Linked DNA regions of Homo sapiens: region 1 is linked to region 2. Evidence: chromatin loops called from intact Hi-C (ENCODE). Cell type or tissue: gastrocnemius medialis. All regions are shown on one strand. Links, peaks and the distances in the headings refer to the core of each region. The heading gives the core; the rest is flanking DNA. Region 1 overlaps SYNE2 (spectrin repeat containing nuclear envelope protein 2). Region 2 overlaps SYNE2 (spectrin repeat containing nuclear envelope protein 2).

Region 1 (8,330 bases), core at 111-8,110, 110 kb before region 2:
CTAGCTATTATTAATTTACAGTTATGCTTTAGAGAAGACATATTTATTTAATAAGAAATACTTATAGTAATACTTTTTACACCCCCCCCCCCCCGCCAAAGTGTACAATTATAAAACATCCATTTAAATAAGTTTTGCTTTTAGAATTTGGGGCTATCATATAGAGAAGGTATTTTACAGGGATGCTACTGTGTAAAAAACAAGGGAACTCTGAATTAAAAGATCACAGAGCTGTGTGACCTTGGGTTAGTAACTTGGGTGCTTCTCAGAAGCAACATGGTAAAAAGGGAGGCATGTGGGCTGATTGAACATTCTGTGCACTTGGATTTCTTAGACTTTAAAAAGAGGTGGGTGAACTGATCTCTAGTGGGTTCCTCAGGCCACCCTCAGCTCTTGAAGCTGTATGGTTGGAAATATTCTTTTTGTCTTCTCTTCCCCTTTGGATTCTTTTCAGGTTCAAATAACTAGCAAAAAAAACCCAGATTAGTCATGCAGCTTGCTTATTTCCTCATTAATTTGGTGAGTTCATGAGAAAGCAGAGAAACTCAATACTGTCATTAAAAAAAGTGTGTGGAGGGCTGGGTGTGGTGGCTCATGCCTGTAATCCCAGCACTTTGAGAGGCCGAGGCAGGAGGATCACCTGAGCCCAGAAGTTAGAGACCCACTTGGGCAACATGGCAAGACCCCATCTCAAAAAAAAAAAAATGTGCGTGGCATATAACAGGTGCTCAAATAAAATTTTTGAATAAATAATGAAGGCAGGTGGTAAATCTGTGATTACAGATTAATATTAATAGATTGTCTTAGATTAATTAATATTAATAGATTGTTCTCTCAAGTGGCAAAAAAAGGAAAGGGAATTCCAAAATCTTTGTCTGTAGCAATATCTGAAAACTAGATATAGCAATATCTGAAAACTAGAAGGGAATTAATCAGATGACTAGAAATTGATATCTGGAAGTCTGGAAGCAAAATCACACAACTGTTGCTTTTTTTAAAAAAAAATCAGGGCCAGGCGCTGTGGCTTATGCCTGTAATCCCAGCACTTTGGGAGGTCTAGGCGGGTGGATCACTTGAGGCCAGGAGTTCAAGACCAGCCTGGCCAACATGACAAAACCCTGCCTCTACTAAAAATACAAAATTAGCCAGGTATGGTGGTGTGTGCTTGTAATCCCAGTTCCTTGGGAGGCCAAGACAGGAGAATCACTTGAACCTGGGAGGCGGAGGTTGCAGTGAGCCGAGATCATGCCACTGTACTCCAGCCTGGGTGACAGAGGGAAACTCTTCCCAAGAAGAAAAAAAAAGGTCAGGATTAAAAAAGAAAATTAAAACAGTTGAATCCAAGCATAGACTTGACTATATATGAAGTTCAGAAAAAGCACAACACAAGGAAAAGTTTCCTTGAGAAGGTTTTCAAGATTCTTGAAGAAAATTATAATAATAGATTAATGAAGGCAGGGAAGAAATGGCATTTTGGCAGAAAACAGCACATGTATGTGAAGATAATAGATGGTGAAAGGTAAAAAGTACAACCCAAGACACTTGTGCCAGACCAGCTTTCATAATACTCATCAGTGTGCATGAAAATGAACAGCATTCTCATGCCTGACACGTGTTTGTTACCACCTACCAATTTTGTTCGCTCTTTTACACTGAAAGTTCTATGTCTAAACAAAATTCCGTAAACATTGAAGAATGTGCATTTGAGTTAGGGTATATATTTGCAATCGATTCCCATTCAAAGTTTGTCACTTGGCTAGAATTACATTTTATTATTAGATGCTAACACGTTAACAAACTCTTATAGAAAACATTGTATTTTATCATAATCAATAAAATATTTTTTGAGAGCAAAAGGTTTATACAGCAAAACACAAATCCTTATTCCTAAAGGAATTTCTCTAGAAGTATCGATACTACTTTTTCCATATTCTGAGGAAGGATAGATAATACAGTGGGAGGTAAATACATCTCTCTATCCAATTATCTTTTGCCTCCAGGTTGAACATATCTAATATATAATTACTGGAATACTTTCATTTGGTATCTGGGAGAAAATTTTCCAATCAGTTGATAAACAACCCAGTTATTTCAATGTAAAAAGAACACACCACACTTTCTTTATACTGTGAGCATCTAGTCCTTAACTCAATCATATTCGAGTATGCAGAAGGGGAAGGAAGGTATTTTAGGGATTCCTTCTGAGGAATAGGAAAAAAGTTTCCAGGTTACCCCACTGAAGTTCATTACTTGACTCAAGCTGTTTTTATTAGGGAAAAATTTAGATAAGTAATACCATGTATGTTTTTAAAAAGCTAAAATTTTTATAATCTAACTATTTGAGAAGATGTCAAGTTAAAATTATGTGGTATATTTTATTGTATCCCTGCTGGGAGGTAAAGATCGTGTTCTGTTTTGTTTTGTTTTTCTGTTGGAATAGAGTGTGCAGCAATGTAAGCATTGCTTAATCATGTGTCACGTAACGCTAAACACTGGCCAATTCCCTTAAATGTTTCGGACACACACACACCCTGTCACTCACATTCTCACCTGTCTCCTGGGGCTCACCGGGTAGTGAACTGTGAGCCTGTTTGCGTCCTCTGTGCCCGGGAATACTGTACCTGCTTACTCGCAGATCGGCTGCTTGGAAACCTGTGGCACCAGGTCACGTGATTGTTGCTATGAGTGTGGAGGTGCATTTCTCTTTTCTTTCTTCCTTCTTCTGTCCTGATTTTGTTTCTTTTAACTGGGGAAATGTTGCAGGTTCCCAGGTCTTTGCAGGCCCAAGTCTGAAAACTTTGGACTCCCTGGCTTATCTTTGGATTTCTCTTAGGGCACCACACCTCCTATTGAGGCTGACACTCTGGACTCTTCTGACGCGCAAGGAGGTTTGGAGCCCAGGGTGGAGAAAACTAGGCCGGAGCCCACAGAAGTCCTGCATGCCTGCAAGACCCAGGTGGCCGAGCTGGAGCTGTGGCTGCAACAAGCCAACGTGGCAGTTGAGCCGGAAACATTAAACGCAGACATGCAGCAGGTGCTGGAACAGCAGCTGGTAGGGTGCCAGGTAAGACTGAGAAGTCAGAGTTCATGGTTTGCCTCTCCACCAATCATCTGCCAAGATTGGGTGAATTTCTCTTAAAGCAACACTGTTTTTCTTTCTGTTACTCTGACCCTTACATTTATCTTGGCCTCAGCTTTTAGTTCTCAGGGTAATTCTTTGAAATGCTTTATGGAACTATCTTATTTGAGGGGACAGTAGTGTTCAGAATCTAGGAGTCTAAATCCAGCTCTGTCACATTAGCTGTGAACTTCGGGAAGTGAACTTCTCAGCCTCATTTTCCTTATATAGTAGGTTATCTTATAGGATTTTTGTCAGGATTAAATAAGGTATTTAAAGTAGTGTCGCAGGATTTAAATAAGGTATTTAAAGCAGTGTCATAGGATATAAAGTTATCTCATAGGATTTTTGTCAGGATTAAATAGGTATATAAAGTATATAACAAGTGCTCAGTAAATGCTATTATTTTATTCAATTTTAGTAAGTAATTAGAATATTCATTCATCATAAATGAAACCAAAAGTATTAATTTGCAAAATTGAAGATACAGCATAAAAGGGCTTTGCAACCATTTTACTAGGAATGCCCTGGGTTTTGCTTGGGAGGGGCAGGGATATAAACTTCCTTGCCGCTAGTCGCTCTGAGTAAAGCTTGCCGGCTCAGCCCGAAGGTTGGGGTTTCTAATCCCTCCAGGGAGAGGCTAGAATGATGACATTGCAACAGCATAATCGAGTGTCACAAGAGCAGGGGCACGCGAGCTGCTTGCAAAGGCCTCTCTCCCAGCTGCACTTAGGAGACCAGACTTGTCTTTATCATATGGGCTTGTCTGCCAGGATGAAGACATCCTCTTGTCTCAGAGTTCGCATATCACTAGCCCTGCCACAGGGAGCGTTTCCTGCTGTAGCCTGTTATGTTGTTGTGGGAAGCCTGCCTTTGATCCACAGTTGTGCATTCTCCCCTTCTATGTAAGCCCATAGTCTTAACAACATCCAGGAACCAGACAGACAGGCCAGCCTCCTTTTCTGTGCATCTCGGCACCTCTGATCTCAAAAGTCAGTTCTTTTTTTTTTTTTTCGGGGTCTCACCCTGTCACCCAAGCTGGAGTGCAGTGGAGCAATCATAGCTCATTGCAGCCTCGACTTCCTGGGCTCAGGTGATCCTCCCACCTCAGCTTCCTGGGTAGCTGGGACTACAGCCCTGCACCACCACACCCGGCTACTTTTTGTATTTTTTTGTAGAGATGAGAGGTCTCACTATATTGCCCAGGCTGGTCTCGAACTCCTGGGCTCAAGCGATCCACCCAAGTCAGCCTCCCAAAGTGCTGGATTACAGGCGTGAGCTATCATGCCCAGCCCAAAAGTCAGTTCTAAAGGGATAGGTTCACTCAGATACTGGCACTGCCGCTTGGCCTGGCTGATGAGGCCCAGGGGAGCCTGTGAATGCCATAGAGCGTCATACAGCACAGAGCAATGCTATGCTAAACTCAACTCGAGGCAGTCCAGATTTTGAGTCCCACCCACTTAAGGCCATTCAGGATTGATTTGCCAACTGATTATCTACTGACTGGGTAGACCCTATGCCAACTCGTTGATTATCACCAGAATCCCATCTTCATTGCCACTTGTAGTGAGTTCAAGGATTTCCAGGCTGCTCAAGGAAAAGACATGACTACCAGGTGGCAGTTGCACCCAACAAGCTTTATTTGGGCAGCATTTTGGCAAGATTATGATCGTGAGAGACAGGGAAGCTCTTTACTGCAGGAGACCTTCCAGAGGCTAAGGCATAGACTGGGGGTCAGGCCACCACCCAGAGGGGGAGGAAGGCAAGGGAACTCCCAGGGGAGAGGAGAAACGGAGAGGGAACTTATGTGTCTAGCGATGTCTCAGCACAGTGGAGGGTCTCTGGGTCAGAGAGCGCCGAAGGGCAGCAGAGGCTTGGGATTTTTTTATAGCCCAGGGTTAGTCTTATCCGTGGCTGGCAGATGTTGGGTGCAGTTTTCAGGGGTATGCAAAGCAGACAGGCTCTAAATGGATTAAAATATGCTTATTTGGGCTGCATTTAAAGCCGTCAAATGTGTAAAAATTTGAGTCTGGTGCTGGCACTTTTTGAACTTACTGCTTCTGACCTGCTTTGAAGAAAAACCACATGGGGCCAACATACAAAGGCATCTTTGGCTCATTTATATAACATAACACAATAAAGTTATTATTGAAACATATAAAAACCTTAAAGTGGTCTGTAAAAACACAAAATTCCAGTGGAAAAATGGCCAAAGGACAGGAGCAAACAGTTCAGTGAAGATTATGGACCAGGAGTGGTGGCTCACGCCTGTAATCCCAGCACTTTGGGAGGCCAAGGCGGGTGGATTGCTTGAGGCCAGGAGTTTGAGACCAGCCTGGGCAACATAGTTACACCTTGTCTCTACAAAATAATTTAAAAAAAAATTAAAAAATAAACTAGCTGGGCATGGTGGTGTGTATCTGTAGTCCCAGCTACCTGGGAGGCTGAGGCACTAATATCTCTTAAGCCCAAGAATTCAAGGCTGCAGTGAGCTATGATTGCACCACTGCATTCCAGCCTGGGCAAGAGAGTAAGACACTGTCAAAAAAAAGAAAGAGAAAGGAAAGAAGGGAGGGAGGGAGGGAGGGAGGATTATGCTTAGTAATGTAATATTTGAGAATTGTTTAATTTTGATTATTAAAGACATAAATTAAAACAGCTGTCACATTACATTAAAAAAATATCATTCTGGAAAAATAGATACTCTAATGTCTGGTAGTTCTATCTAATTGGCTCAATGTTTTGGGAGGTCAGTTGTCAACATATAAGCTGTTCATCTTCTTTGAGTTAAAAGTACCATTACTTTTTTTTTGAGGTGAAGTCTCGCTCTCACCCAGGCTGGAGTGCAGTGGCACAGTCTCGGCACACTGCAACTTCTGCCTCCTGGGTTCAAGTGATTCTCCTGCCTCAGCCTCCCAAGTAGCTGGGATTACAGGCATGCACCACAGCATCTGGCTAATTTTTGTATTTTTAGTAGAAACGGTTTCCCCATGTTGGCCAGGGTGATCTCGAACTCCTGACCTCAGGTGATCCACCTGCCTTGGCCTCCCAAAGTGCCGAGATTACAGGCATGAGCCACCGTGCCCGGCCAGTACCATTACTTTTAATTTACCTTCTGAAAATAATCCCAAATGAGAAAAATAATTATAGAAGCATTGATTACAAAAGTGAAGAACTAGAAACAAAGGGGTAACAAGAGGGAAATTGGTAAGTGAATCATGGGATATCAACTTGTAGCTGTTAAAATGAAAATCATGAAACGTGTGGAGACAGATGAAAAAGTATGTAATAGTTAAGTGGGAAAAACAGAGCATAAAATTATGCTACATTTTGTTTATAGCCACTGTACAGTCTATGGGTACATATTGTTTAAACTTAGAAGAATCTATAGAGGACATAAGTAGAGTAGTCCCACCTTTGTCTGTGGGGGTTGTGTTACAAGACCCCCAATGGATGCCTGAAACCGTGGATAGTACCAAACTCTGTGTGTATTATGTTTTTTCGATCTGACAACTGAGATGGCTACAGAGTGAGTATCCCTTATCCCCAAATGCTTGGAACTAGAAGTATTTTGCATTTGGTTTTTTGGGAGGGATTTTGGAATATTTGCAAATACATAATGAGATATCTTAGAGAGAGGACCCAAGTCTAAACACTAAATTAATTAATTAATTTCTTTATTTATATTAGAGTTAACAGGGTCTTGCTCTGTTACCCAGGCTGGAGTGCAGTAGCATGATCATGGCTCACTGCAGCCTTGACCTGACGGGCTCAGGCAATCCTCCTGCCCCAGTCTCCGGAATAGCTGGGACTACAGGCGTACACCACCATGCCTGGCTAATTTTATTTTTTGTAGACTCAGGGTCTCACTGTGTTGCCCAGGCTGGTCTCAAACTCCTGGCCTCAAGTGAGCCTCCTGCCTCAGCCTCCCGAAGTGCTGGGATTACAGGTATGAGCCACCATGCTAGGCCTCAATTTATGTTTTATCTATACCTCATATACATATCCTGAAGGTTATTTTATATAATAACTTTAATAATTTTATACATGAAACAGAGTTCAACTGTGACCCATCACATGAGGTTGGGTGTGGAATTTTCCACTTCTGGCATGGTGCATAAAAAGTTTCAGGTTTTGGAGCATTTTGGGATTTTGGATTTTCAGATTAGGTATACTCAACCTCTACTAAGTAACTAATGAGCCGAGTGCTGGAGTATGAATATGCTGGACAAAGGGATGATTCACATCCTGGGCGGGATGGAGCAGGATGGTGTGCAATTTTATCACGCTACTCAGGTGGTGCAAAATTTAAAATGTATGAATTATTTATTTCTGGAATTTTCCATTTAATATTTTTGAGCCCTGATTGACTGCAGGTAACTGAAACCACAGAAAGTAAAAGCATAGATAAAGGGGCCTGTTACAGCTTGCTTGGATGAAGGAGTTATAGGATAAATTATTTGCAATTTTGTTTTAAGAATAGAGTTCGTCCTTAAGGAAAATTTTTAATTCCTTAAATTCGCTCAATGAATGGAACTTGTTCTTAGTCACGCACCGAGTTTTAGTACAAATGATCATGGTGCTGGAATGTGAGTTTGTCTGTTGCTGCTGACGTGAGTGCCCAGCCAGCTGGCATGACCGAGCAGGCTGCTGAGCCCCAGGAGAGGGCAAACTTGATCTGTTGAGCAGGAATACAATGACCGAGACTTACTGGGAAACTTACTTCATCCAGCTGATATATTTTTAGATTTGTGTGAATTGGCCGGTTGTATCAATAACTAAATATTTCAGGTTCCAAATTATTTCTTCTATGGTGTTGTGAGAGTTTGGAGGCTTATTTGTCTTGAGAAAGAGAAGGAAAAGAGCAAGGGAAATAATTTTCAAACAGTTACGTGGAATTCTTTTTTAAATTCCTACTCCACACTTGGATTGCAACATAAAAGATTAGGAAGGTAGGCGAGGCATGGTGGTTCATGCCTGTAATCCCAGCACTTTGGGAGGCCTAGGTGGGCAGATCACGAGGTCAGGAGTTTGAGACCAGCCTGGCCAAAATGGCGAAACGCCATCTCTACTAAAAATACAAAAATTAGCTGGGCGTGGTGGCGCACTCTTGTAATCCCAGCTACTCGGGAGGCTGAGGCAGGAGAATTACTTGAACCTGGGAGGTGGAGGTTGCAGTGAGCCGAGATCACACCACTGCACTCTATCCTGG
Region 2 (8,269 bases), core at 270-8,269:
TTGTTTATAGCAATGGCTGTTTCTTCTTAGTTACATTTCCCTCAGCTGCCTTGAGTTCTTGGCATGCTCTGGCTAGGCAGCTCCTGGGAGGGCAGCCTAGGGCAGCAGCGAGAGAAATTAAGGAGAGAATATTGTTACATCATTGGAGGAGATTCTGCCTTTGCATGCTCAAATCCAAGTCAGCTGATAATGGGCTGTTTGTGTCCAATTCAGAAACACTTCCTCTTGCTTAACAAGCAGGTGTCATTTTTAAAAAGAATAATAAGACAGGGGAAAGACCGCAGTCCCTGACCTCTGCTTTACATCCTTGGCTCATGTGGCTTGGCTATCCCTTCCTGTGATGACGCCTGTGTTCCTCACCTGGCCGGTTTCAAAATCTCAACCCTTTTGTTGTGTCTGAAGCCAGATGTATCACCACAAATCTGAAGGTTTTTTTTTTATTATTTTCATTCTGCACAAATAGGCCATACAGACAGAAGAAAGACAAAGAAAGCAGGGCTTTTCTAAAAGGGACACATTTATTTTTGGAGAGGCCCGAGATAACAGCCCAATCGGCTGTGTGATAACAGAAGAGTCAGTATGTGCGGTGAAAGATAAACACTTGGTAACGAATGCCCCTGGGAGGCAGATTCATCCTCTGTGCATTTCTGATTCTGTGATAATGATGCCAACCACCTCTACAGAGTGACAGGGATAACTAAAATTCTGTAAAACACTATGAAAATTCAAAGTGCTAACGCAGTAACCGTCTGGTAAGCTCAACAAATTGTTCTGATTTGTTTCGTGTGGATCATTTGAGGGGTGTTTGGAAGCATGCCAATTGAAACAGACCCTTTTCTTCCCATCACTGACATCTCATCTGCTTCCCTCTCCCTGGGCCTTAGCTGAGGCTTTATTTCTGCCATCAGCTTTGCCAGCTTATAAATGCTACCTAGACACTAAAGCACCACTGTATTCCTAGCAAGATACCCTTCAAAGGAAAGGGGCCCATCTCATTTCTTCACTGTTAATATGAAATGAATCCAGTTGTTCTTCAGATATCCTTCATATCTACAGATGGTAACTTAAAAACTGGCTCATTCTAGGGAAAGCTACTATTACCTCCAGGCACGGATGGTGGCAAAGAAGGCCCGCGAGTCCTGAATGGCAACCCACAGCAGGAAGACGGGGGACTGGCCGGTATCACAGAGCAGCAGTCAGGTACTGCCTGTAACTGGCAGTCGTCCAGAGAGGCAGAGTATGGTATTTAAGTCCTTGCTCAAGAGAACATTCATTAGATATTAACCAACTATACGATTCGCCAGAACTGGGGGACTTACCCTACAACAACCAATGTTATTTTTAAATCAGCGATTGGCATTCACGAACAAATTCCTAGGCTGTTCAGTGTAATTTGAAAACTATTCTTTAAATGTTGGTAAAATAAGCCTCCTGAGGAAGTGCAGGTTTTCACTTTCTATATTTGTGTGTAAAGATCAGACTTGAGGATGATGATCAGTGTTATCTCAAGTGTCTCTTCATTCGACCAGCCCAGTAATTATAAAAGTAATTACTCAACTAAATCTAAAGCTGACAGCATCGACCTGGTCATTTGTGGACCAAAGGAGAAAACTGAAAAAATTCAGCAGGAACTGAACTGTTGAGCTTGAAACTGTAGCACATAGACCTTCCACTTCATTCCAGCCTCTGTGGGAGTGTACGCCTCAGATCATGTGCTATTCCACATTCCAGGAGAAGAGAGAACTCCCAAAACCAGACCCTTCTGTCAGGGGAATCCCCTACAGTTTTTTTGTTTTTTTTTTTTTTTTTTTTAACCACCCTGACCCCTAATTAGCTGGAGGCAGAGAAATCTGTTGCATTATTGCTTTTTTTAATTGGCGATTTTTTAATTCCAGGTGCCTTCGACAGATGGGAGATGATTCAAGCACAGGAGCTTCACAATAAGCTCAAAATAAAACAAAATTTGCAACAGCTGAACTCTGATATCAGCGCCATCACTACTTGGCTGAAAAAAACTGAAGCAGAGCTGGAAATGTTAAAGATGGCAAAGCCTCCCTCTGATATCCAGGAAATAGAACTGAGAGTGAAGAGACTGCAGGTGAGTTAGAGGTGTGGTGGGGAAGAGGGATTCAGAATGTGCATGTGAACGCATTGCTATGCTGGACGAGCAGATCCCATGTATTCGTGGCATAGGCGCAGCTTGCAGATGGTGTATGTAGAGGTCACTCTCTTCCATTTCAGTTCCATAGTTGGCAAGGACATAGATGCAGATTTTTGTTTTCACATGGAAGAGTATCTGCAAATGATCCTGATCCCAGAGTACTGGGGAGGTGTGGCTCAGATCTCCAGAGATGGAAAAATCTGACATCCGAGGCATTTCTAGACTTTTCTGGAGGTGCTAGTGGACACTGTCAGGCAGTGTAAAACCACTCTTCCAAACTGTATGCTGCACAGTTACACGAAAGACTAGTGGTGGAATCTTCCTTGAAAGGGCTTGGGAAAGGACCGGCTCACCTACTGATGAATCCCGTGGCCTGACCTCATTACCCTTTTATGCAATTAGGATGTGTCACTTACATAAGTCCTGACCCCACTGGAACTAGCCCAGGGAGCTGCAAAGGGACAGTTTGAGCCCTGCGCTTTAAGGGTGCCATGAGCAGTAGCCTGAGACCCAGGGCAGGGGTTTTGGAGGATCCAGGTACCTTTCATATTTGTACTTTTATTTTACTATCTGTGTTAATATATTAGGGGTTACCATTCCTCCTAAGGAATAACATTTCTGGCATTTCTAGGAGCAAATGCAGAATAACCACATATACTTTATCTGGAAGACCTTTAGTCGGTCCAGAAACATTAAGCCAGTTGCAGAGCGGGGCCTGTAGAGGTCAGCAGGGTCTCCTCCCTCCAGCAGGCCTCTACTTTGGGGCCCTGTTGGCCAAGTTCACAGACCTTAAGGCAGCTCCCTCACCTGATGCTTTCCAGCCAGTCCCAGGCGAGGTCACTCTCATTTCTGTGGCCGCAGCTTGGAAAAGTGTGTGGAAAATTTGTTCCCTACTGAGGTTCAAAATGAGCCCCTCCTCCCTACTTTCAGAGCTCCTAACCTCATCTTTTCTCTCTCTGGTAGGAGATACTGAAAGCCTTTGACACTTACAAGGCATTAGTGGTCTCTGTCAACGTGAGCAGCAAGGAATTTCTGCAAACCGAGAGCCCCGAATCCACAGAGCTCCAAAGTAGACTCCGCCAGCTGAGCCTGCTCTGGGAAGCAGCACAGGGCGCAGTGGACAGCTGGAGAGGGGGCTTACGACAGTCGCTCATGCAGTGCCAGGTACGCTGACTCAGCAGCCCGCCTCCCAGAGCCGGTACCCAGGCCCACGTGGTAGGAGCAGCAGATATTTTTATCATCATCAGGCTGCTTCCGTGCAGCCAAATGTGGCTGGTGTCAGGAAACATGTGCTTTACCATTTGTTTCCACAGAGGCTCACCGGCCATCTCAGAGACCTACTCCCTGTCCCAGGTCTCGTCTCTGTTGCCCAGGCCCAGAGCCACTCCTGGAGTCAGGGTTCCTGCAGGCGACCTGTAGGTTAGAGATGCCACCCCACAACTCCTCTTTTTGTCCTTTTGCCAGAGTGATTAAGAGACCTGGCCTTGAAGCAGAGGAGCAGTTACTGCTTAATAGCCATGTGACTTTGAGCAAAGCATTGAACCTCCTAGACCTCAGTGTTCTCATCTGAAAATGGGAATCATTCCCATTTTCTTTTTAGAAAGAACCTTAAAAAGGTTCTTTTTAGGAGTAAATGAGGCAGTATGTATAATCCTAGCCCAGTACCTGACACAGTAAATGCACAGCGGGTGTGAGCTCTGCACCACTGCCTAGCTCTGGCTGTGTCTCAGGGAACGTGAGCCCACCCCAGCCTGTCCTGTTGGGTTGTTTCCCTCTGCCACTGGAACCCAGCAGAGAACCCAGCAGATTGGCTGAGGAATGCGTGTGGCCTTCATATATAAAATCAGCTGGGCATCCCAAAGCCCTACCTTCATAGTGGCACTTTTATTCGCGGCCTCCTGGCACTGTGCTGAGTGTCTTCCTTCTTTCCTCTTCCTCATTTTGGGGCCCTGGCATTTAGTTTAAAGCTGGTCCTCGTATTCAGTGGGTAAGGCCAGAAAAGCAAATGACTGTGATGGATTGGAAGCAGTAAGCCATGTTCCTGGCACACCCTCTTCCAGGGCTCTAAGACACGGCCGCGCTCTGATGTGTTGTTTTTTAAGGACTTCCACCAGTTGAGTCAAAATCTGCTGCTGTGGTTAGCGAGTGCCAAGAACCGGAGGCAGAAGGCTCATGTCACCGATCCAAAGGCAGACCCCCGGGCTCTCCTAGAGTGTCGGAGGGAACTAATGGTAAGTTTCCTCCCAAGGGCTCTGTACTGCCACCAGCCTCTGTCAGCCCCAGAGAGGCAGCACACTCAGGTAGCCTCGCCTAGTATTTCAGGAACTGTGCCAGTGGTGTTTGCCTGTAAATGCACGAGTTCAGCCCTAGTGTTCCTCCAGTTGGTGTTTACCGAGCTGCCCTTTGTAGTTCTGAAGCCAAATGACTTGCAGGAATGGAGAGCCACAGTCCACAGAACTGAGGACATAGGTGCTCTCGATATCCTGAGGAACTTAAGGCCATTTGAGTGGAAGTATTTTTCTCTCGTGAATCCTGCTCATTGGGGAGAAATATGGTGCTCATTTGCTTCACACCTGTGATGAGCTGAATGGGTTTTCTGTATCCACTATGGAAAAATCTTTCTTCTTGGAGGAGAGTCGTGTCCTGGTGTATTTGTCACTAACACACCAAGATGAGATTTCTGTATTCTCACTGGTGCTCAAGGTGACATTTTCATCCATAAATCTGTATGTGGTTTAAATATTTTAAATTTTAATCAGAGTGCTAGCCATTGTTTAAAAATACAGCTTCCTAAAATGTTTGCAAAGCAAAGCAGTGGCGTCCAGTAGAACTTTCTGAAGTGATAGAGATGACCTGTGTCTGCACTGTCTAATAACCTCATGTGGCTTAAAGCACCTGAAATGTGGCTATTATGACTGAAACTGAATTTTTAATTTTAGTTAATTTAAATAGCCACATGTAGGCCGGGCACGGTGGCTCCCAGCACTTTGGGAGCCTGAGACGGGCGGATCGCCTGAGGTCAGGAGTTCAAGACCAGTCTGGCCAACATGGTGAAACCCTGTCTCTACTAAAAATACAAAATAAAATAAAAATACAAGAAAAATTAGCTGGGCATGGTGGCAGGCGCCTGTAATCCCAGCTACCTGGGAGGCTGAGGCACGAGAATCGCTTGAACCCAGGAGGCGGAGGTTGCAGTGAGCCCAGATCGTGCCACTGTACTCCACCCTGGGCGACAGAGTGAGACTCCACCTCAAAAAAATAAATAAATGAATAGCCACATGTGTCTAGTGGCCATATTGCAAGCAAGATAACCACCCTTAACAATTAAAGCCCGTTTGCCTGGTATGAACCTCTATGGTTACGCTGCTGTTTCTCGGTTGATTGACTTTAGAGTTTCCCTTTACTTCCTTCCGTGGTGGATGAGGGACCTGGTCTTCCCACACCACTTGCCTCACTTCTTTCTTCTAATTTCTCCAGCATCACAATTGTCTTCAGAGTGAAAAGAAATTAAAAATAGGGGCAGGGCATAATACACTTGCTATCTAAATAGTGCTGGGCTGGAGGACACAGGCAGATATGAGAAATAGAGGATTCTCGAGTTGAGTACTACCCATCATTCATTCTGGAATTTTTCTGGTACTGAGAAAAACCTCCTGTGTCCACACTCGCTTCCCTTTGGACAGGTCACTGTTTCACACACTTTATCTGTTTTCAGCAACTGGAAAAGGAGCTGGTAGAACGTCAACCTCAAGTGGACATGTTACAGGAGATTTCAAACAGCCTTCTCATTAAGGGACATGGAGAAGACTGTATTGAAGCTGAAGAAAAGGTGCATGTTATTGAGAAGAAACTCAAACAGTTACGGGAGCAAGTGTCCCAAGATTTAATGGCCTTGCAGGGAACCCAGGTGAGTCTACTTGTAGCTTTTAACTGTAAAGATTGCCGTATTACATGCAGACAGGACAGCAGTGTTGTAGCAATGCTCTAAGACAGAGGCCAGAAGCAAGGGCCAGGTGGTCCGAGTGGGGCCTCATGTCGTGCCCTTTTTCTAGCTGTGTGGACTTAAAGAGCTGCATGAGCTCTTTGAATCTGTTTTGTCATTTTTAAAAGGGAGTGGCGGGATGACAATTTTTAAACTTTTTTTAAAGGAAGTGGCTAATTTTTGTATTTTTTGTAGAGAAGGGTTCTTGCCATGCTGCCCAGGCTGGTCTTGAACTCCTGACCTCAAGCAATGCAAAGTTCTGGCATTACAGGCATGAGCCACCATAGCTGGCCTACTTTAAAATGGGATCCAACTCAAAACAAAGGGAATACCCAGACTGTGGCCTCACCAGACTTAGGGCAGGTCTGTTTTCTCCTAAGCAGCCAAAACTAGACTCTCTTGATGGCCACATGATCTCATCACCGACCTGTGATGAGCTCACCATCTACTCAAACTGCTGCTGCTAAACTCAGTCTCCCCAGCTCTGTGCTATGGGTTGGTTTTTAATATGGGTTGGCTTTTCCTTGTTTACATTCCTTTTTGTCCGAAAAAGTCTGTTGTTGTTGGGAGTGAGAGCAATAGAAGAGCCCCTTCAGGAAAGATTTAAGGCTGGGCACAGTGGCTAATGCCTATAATCCCAGCACTTGGGGAGGCCAAGGCAGGTGGATCACTTAAGTCCAGGAGTTTGAGACCAGCCTGGGCAACATGGTGAAATCCCGTCTCTGCAAAAAAAAAAAAAAAAAAAAATACAAAACCAGGTGTGGTGGTGCATGCCTATAGTTCCAGCTACTCAGGAGGCTGAGGTAGAAGGATTGAGTTTGGGAGGTTGAGGCTGCAGTGACCTGTGATTGTGCCACTGCACTCCAGCCTGGGTGACACAGTGAGACTGTCTAAAACAAAACAAAACAAAAAAAGATTGATTTAAGGTAGGGGAGGGTGAGCTATATCATGAAGAATATGCATGAAACACATTTCTGTGCTCAACCTTTGGGGTCTGAATTTCAGAACCCAGCCTCACCCCTGCCCAGCTTCGACGAGGTAGACTCGGGGGACCAGCCTCCTGCAACATCCGTGCCAGCTCCCCGAGCAAAGGTAAGAAGCCCCTTCCTTCTGTGAGAACCTCACTGGTTATTTTTTAAAGTCACTAAGATGAGGGAAGCTTGGGATTCCAAGAGCCCATTAGCCATTTCAGGACAGCACAGGTCTCTGCTGACCCATAGAGAGGCTTACAGTCTGCCTCTAGTCACTCTTCTTTGGGATCACAGTAGGTTGTGAATGAGAGCTCTTATAGTGTCGCTAAAGGGGTTCCCTGATTTTGCCATTAAAAACTTCAACACACTTGACCCTGAAACTGAGTAGATTAACCTAATTATTTCCTACTTCAGGTGACGTTTAATCTCAATTGTATTACTCTAGTCTCCAAAGTTTGGCTGTAACACAACATAAAGGTGGTATATAATTTAAGGGAGGATTTTTTTTTTTTTTATCATTGATAGGACTAAACTGTCTTCAACTTACTAACTGGAGTTTCTTTACCCAGCAGTTCAGAGCAGTGAGAACTACAGAAGGCGAGGAGGAGACAGAGAGCAGGTAACGGGGCTTTACCGTGACAGCAGTGCGTTCCCCTGCTCCACACTCCCACTGACTCAGTCTTGCCAATGCCACTATCAAGGTCCTTGCAAAAATCTGGTTTTCTTTTGTCTGGAAAGGGCTGGTTTTCTCCTCTGAAACTGAACCCCAACTGTTGGCCCTATTTAAATCTCAGGTCTTGGATTTCTTACTTACATAAGCAGGGGCTTAGGTAATAGAGTGGGTTGTGCCTGTGGAGCCTCCCAATCAGCTCTCAACCTCCTCTGTTGGCAGGGTCCCCGGCAGCACACGGCCACAGCGCTCCTTCCTCTCAAGGGTGGTCCGGGCAGCCCTACCCCTGCAGCTGCTCCTCCTGCTGCTGCTGCTCCTGGCCTGCCTGCTGCCCTCCTCCGAAGAAGACTACAGCTGCACTCAGGCCAACAACTTTGCCCGGTCCTTTTACCCCATGCTGAGGTACACCAATGGGCCACCCCCCACATAGAGGGCATAGCTGGCCACAGTGCTACACCACCTGCCTGATTGCCAAGGGTGCCCAG

What was found. Hi-C counts contacts between places; a loop is a spot of excess contacts. Peaks named below come from ENCODE experiments on the same cell type or tissue, not always from the same donor. Only the 100,000 strongest peaks of a DNase experiment are listed, where the experiment ranks them.
Region 1: a loop joins it to region 2, with 6 times the contacts of the local background. A loop is called at or near these places in 2 of 110 quality-filtered maps.

Annotation. Positions count from the first base shown.
Region 1 is chr14:64,110,508-64,118,837 of GRCh38, forward strand. SYNE2 (spectrin repeat containing nuclear envelope protein 2) reads left to right here. Exons shown (of 116, transcript NM_182914.3): 66 at 2,834-3,064. Among named protein-coding and RNA genes, the nearest start is that of MIR548H1, 20 kb to the left of the region's middle. RefSeq lists a cis regulatory region at 4,603-4,898 and a silencer at 4,653-4,840. In gastrocnemius medialis, for the core only: CTCF peaks have their summits at 3,678 and 3,885; DNase peaks (open chromatin) are centred at 2,584, 3,024, 3,824, 7,744 and 1 weaker place; H3K4me3 peaks cover 2,029 bases; H3K27ac peaks cover 7,780 bases.
Region 2 is chr14:64,217,313-64,225,581 of GRCh38, forward strand. It overlaps SYNE2 (spectrin repeat containing nuclear envelope protein 2), which reads left to right. Exons shown (of 116, transcript NM_182914.3): 109 at 1,086-1,200; 110 at 1,896-2,098; 111 at 3,125-3,325; 112 at 4,264-4,392; 113 at 5,877-6,068; 114 at 7,149-7,235; 115 at 7,687-7,733; 116 at 8,007-8,269. The coding sequence ends at 8,214. Among named protein-coding and RNA genes, the nearest start is that of ESR2, 73 kb to the right of the region's middle. RefSeq lists enhancers at 7,667-8,168, 8,169-8,269. In gastrocnemius medialis, for the core only: no CTCF peak of the experiment used is centred there; DNase peaks (open chromatin) are centred at 329, 1,199, 3,369, 4,509 and 3 weaker places; H3K4me3 peaks cover 1,119 bases; H3K27ac peaks cover 8,000 bases.